2 separate regions of the Homo sapiens genome follow, and region 1 is linked to region 2. A link is an interaction called in ENCODE POLR2A ChIA-PET data of the cell type or tissue named here. Cell type or tissue: Panc1. All regions are shown on one strand.

Region 1 (2,500 bases), 170 kb after region 2:
CCTGCAGCTGGCAGTGAGACAGCATGAAACCTTGAGAGGGTTTCTATGGCCTTAAAGCTTCCCTGATGCAAAGTTCAGCATCTAAGGTATAAGATGATTCCTTCTCCCAGGCCAACTGCTCAAATAAGAGAATGTCCTAGACTACAGGCAATTCAGCATCCAAGCAAGCTGTCTAGAACAACCAGCAGCATGACCTAGTTTACCTATGTAAAATGCGGATGCCTGTTTTCTTTCTCCTCTTCTTTTTTTTTTTTTTTTTTTTTTTTGGAGACAGGGTCTGTCTGTCACCCAGGCTGGGGTGCAATGGCGTGATCACAGCTCACTGCAGCCTTGACTTCCCGAGCTCCAGCGATCCTCCCACCTCAGCCTCCCAAGTAGCTGGAACCACAGGCATATACCACCACACCTGGCTAATTTTTGTATTTTTGGTAGAGATGGGGTTTCCCCATATTTCCCAGGCTGGTCTCGAACTCCTGAGCTCAAGCAATCCATCCTTATCGGCCTCCCGAAGTGCTGGGATTACAGACATGAGCCACTATGCCCGGCCGCCTGTTTTCAGAAAGGCCTCACAAAGCAAGGAAAAACACCCATCATATCTATCATAGAGTCCCCTAGCACATTTACACAAATGGCCAATATCTTTTTAAAACATATCAAATATTATTAAGAATAAGATTCAATTACACTTATGTAGCACTAAACAAAGACATCATTATTTTTACCCTCTAGATTCTTCTACTTAGGGAACAAAACACCTTCAGTCAAATATCTGATTGTTTCTCCCCTTATTCCTTACTTTCTTTTTCGACTTCTTACTGGTTTTGAAAATAACTCTTGGTTTCCATGTAGCCATATAAGGACAACATAGTGTAACCCTCCTATGCATTTTTCAAGCAAGGCTCCCTGAAAATTGATTTGAATATAATTTAGCAATTATGCCTCACCAAGTGCATTATAACAACAGTCTATCTTGATGAAGTTCTAACTTCTTAGAATGTTCTAGGTAAACATTCTAAAGGAGATGAAATGATTAATCTGCAATGATAATTAGATACTTCACCTGAAATAGTATGTTCTGCAATCTTGCTAAAAAGTCTGGCTCACTTACCGAATTAGCAATGGCGTGAATGACTCTAGAAAATCCCACAGCATCATTCAGCTCCTCCTAATTAAAAAAATATATACATATGTATTATTGATGTATAAATATTCCTTATGTGAATTAAAAAACTACCCCAAAAAAAAGACACTGAAATTTTGTATCAAGTTAGATAGCTTTAGTTTCCTGTGCTTTGCGCCTATCTTCCCAAACATTTGCATCTAAAATGATCTACGTACATACTTTTCTTCTATTTTAGAAAGTAGAATGAACAAATGGAAAATTATTCATTAGTTACTAAAAGAACAATGCTTAGGGTTTATCCATCACTTCACCGACTTCTTTAAAATTTCCAAGTCTTTCAAGGTGTCTTAAAAACAGTAACTTAAAAAGTTGCCACCTGCAGGCTAAACTCAGTAACACATTCAATTCTGAGGAAACCCATCTGGCAGTTAACTGATCAAATCAAGTATTTTCATAATTCCTGATTTTTTTTCCTCGAAAAATACATTTTTACAAAATTCTCCCACCCACCTTCTTCTCTCCTATATTCTTTCCAGCAGTGTTGAAAGAGGCTCAGTGTCTCTCTTATCTTGAAAACCCTCCCCTCCTCTAAGATCTCTCAGACTACTGCCCCTTCTACTTGTCTCATCAAAGCTAACTTGCTTTCTCCAGTTTAACTCCCAGGTGTTCCCAGCCCTCTGGCTTCATGCTCACTGAAATTGCTCACCTCCTTAAAACTAACCCCAACACTGGCTGGGTGAAGTGGCTCACGCCTGTAATCCGAGCACTTTGGGAGGCAGAGGCAGATGGATCACTTGAGGTCGGGAGTTCGAGACCAGCCTGACCAACATGGTGAAACCCTGTCTCTACTAAAAATAAAAAATTATCCGGACGTGGTGGTGCATGCCTGTAATCCCAGCTATTCCAGAGGCTGAGGCAGGAGAATCGCTTGAACCCGGGAGACGGAGGTTGCATGCTGTAAGCCAAGATCGCACCATTGCACTCCAGCCTGGGCAACAAGAGCGAAACTCCATCTCAAAAAACAAACAAACAAACAAAAAACTAACCCCAAGACTAACAAGTATTTGCAAGGATGTAGAGAAACTGGAACCTGTGTGCCGTTGATGAAAATGTTAAACAGTGCAGCAGCTAAGGAAAACAGTATGGAGGCTCATCCCAAAAAGAATTCCCATATTACCCAGCAATTCCATTTCTGGGTATATACCCCAAAGAATTGAAAGCAGGGACTCAAATAGGTATATGCATACCTAAATTCACAAGAGCATTATTCACAATAGTCAAAAGCAACCCAGGTGTCCACAAACAAATGGATAAACAAAATGTGGTCTAGCCACACAATGGAATATTATTCAGCCTTTAAAAAGGAAGGAAATTCTG
Region 2 (2,500 bases):
AAAAACAACAAAACAAAACCACACACACACTCGGGCTGGGCGCGGTGGCTCACGCCTGTAATCCCACTACTTTGGGAGGCCAAGGTGGGTGGATCACTTGAGGGCGGGAGTTCGAGACCAGCCTGGCCAACACAGCCAAACCGCGTCTTTACTAAAAAGTACAAAAATTAGCTGGGCATGGTGGCGGACACCTGTAATCCCAGCTACTTGGGAGGTTGAGGCAGGAGAATTGCTTGGACCCAGGAAGTGGAGGTTGCAGTGAGCTGAGATCATGCCACTGCACTCCAGCCTAGGCAACAGAGTGAGACTGCATCTCAAAAAACAAAACAAAACAAAAATTAGCTGGGTGTAGTGGCATGTGACTGTAACTCCAGCTACTTGGGAGGGTGAAGTGGGAAGATCACTTGAGCACGGGAGGTGGAGGCTGCAGTGAGCTGAGACTGTGCCACTACACTCCAGCCTGGGTGAACCACGGATGTAATGTTTCCACACATATAATGTATAATGATTACATAAGGGTAATTAGCATATCCATCACCTCGTTACATTACATATGTAATTACAATATAACTCTGTCTCAAAATAAATAAATAAATAAATAAATAAATAACACACATTCACGAATGTAAACTAGTATAGCCGCTATGGAGAACAGCATGGAGGCTCCTCAAAACACTACAAATAGCACATCATATGATCCAGGCCAGTCGTGGTAGCTCACGCCTGTAATCCCAGCACTTCTGGAGGCAGGCTGAGGCGGGCAGATCACTTGAGCCCAGGAGTTTGAGACCAGCCTGGGCAACAATGGTGAAACCCCACCTCTACAAAAACAAAACACAAAAAACTAGCCAGGTGTGGTGGCATATGCCTGTGGTCCCATCTACTCAGGAAGCTGAGGTTGGAAGGTTGCTTTAGCCTTGGAGGTCAAGGCTGCAGTGAACTTAGATCATGCCACTGCACTCCAGCCTGGGCAACAAAGCGAGACCCTGTCTCAAAAAACAAACAAACAAAAAATTACTATTACTATTGGCTAGGGGCAGTGGTTCACTCCTGTAATCCCAGCACTCTGGGAGGTTGAGGCAGGCAGATCACTTGAGCCCAGCAGTTCGAGACCAGCCCGGTCAACATGGCGAAACCCTGTCTCTACTAAAAATACAAAAAAATAGCTGGGCATGGTGATGCATGCCTGAAATCCCAGCTACTCAAGAGGCTGAGGCAGGAGAATTGCTTGAACCCGGGAGCTAGAGGTTGCAGTGAGCTAAGATTGGGGCACGGCACGCCAGCCTGGGTGACACAGCAAAACTCTGTCCAAAAAAAAAAAAAGAAACATTACTATGTACTCTATGAGCATGTACAATTATTATTTGTCAATGAAAATAAATAAAATGAAACACACACACCCCCTCAAGATCCATGCTTATAATTAGGTAAACAGAATTTTGACCAAATCACCACAACAATTAAACAAAAAGGTCTTCTCCACAGATGGTTCTGGAATAACTAGACATCCATATGGAATGAAGGAATCTCAACTCTAGTCTCGTACCATCCATAAAAAGTTAATTCAAGATGGATCATAGATTTAAACATAAATGCTAATACTAGAAAGCTCGAAGGAAACACGGATGAATATAACTTGGGGGTTTCTTAGGCAGGACATAGAAAAAGTCTATAAAACAGACTTCATCCTAATTAAAAACTTCTGCCCAGTAAAAGATACTGTTAAGAAAATAAGCAAGCCCGCTGGGCGCGGTGGCTCAAGCCTGTAATCCCAGCACTTTGGGAGGCCAAGGCGGGTGGATCACGAGGTCAGGAGATCAAGACCATCCTGGCTAACACAGTGAAACCCTGTCTCTACTAAAAATACAAAAAATTAGCCAGGCGTGATGGCGGGTGCCTGTAGTCCCAGCTATTCATGAGGCTGAGGCAGGAGAATGGCATGAACCCAGGAGGGAGAGCTTGCAGTGAGCCAAGAGCGCGTCACTGCACTCCAGCTTGGGGCGACAGTGCGACACTCTGTCTAAAAAAAGAAAAAAAGAAAGAAAATAAGCAAGCCATACATTGGGACTAAATATTTGCAAAACAACTATCCGACAGAGGACTGATGTCCAAAGTATGTAATGAACTGCTACGACTTTTTTTTTTTTGAGACAGTCTTGCTCTGTCACCTAGGCTGGAGTGCAGTGGCGTGATCTCAGCTCACTGCAACCTCCGCCTCCCAGGTTCAAGTGATTTTCCTGCCTCAGCCTCCCAAGTAGCTGGGATTACAGGCACAGGTGCCTGCCACCATGCCCAGCTAATTTTTGTATTTTTAGTAGAAACAGGGTTTCACCGTGTTGCCCAGGCTAGTCTCGAACTCCTGACCTCAAGTGATCCTCCCACCTCAGCCTCCCAAAGTGCTGGGATTACAGGCATGACCCACCATGCCTGGCCAACTTCTACAACTTAATGAAGAGACAAACAATCTGATGAAATATGGGCAAGATAATTGAACAGCTAA

Evidence for each region. Peaks named below come from ENCODE experiments on the same cell type or tissue, not always from the same donor. Only the 100,000 strongest peaks of a DNase experiment are listed, where the experiment ranks them.
Region 1: POLR2A ChIA-PET joins it to region 2 with 11 read pairs; 2 of 35 experiments call an interaction of 5 or more read pairs at or near these places.

What each region holds. Positions count from the first base shown.
Region 1 is chr16:14,598,796-14,601,295 of GRCh38, forward strand. PARN (poly(A)-specific ribonuclease) reads right to left here. Exons shown (of 24, transcript NM_002582.4): 12 at 1,109-1,165. Among named protein-coding and RNA genes, the nearest start is that of PARN, 30 kb to the right of the region's middle. In Panc1, no CTCF peak of the experiment used is centred here; a DNase peak (open chromatin) is centred at 1,496.
Region 2 is chr16:14,429,825-14,432,324 of GRCh38, forward strand. No RefSeq gene overlaps it. Among named protein-coding and RNA genes, the nearest start is that of LINC03107, 2.4 kb to the left of the region's middle. In Panc1, no CTCF peak of the experiment used is centred here; no DNase peak of the experiment used is centred here.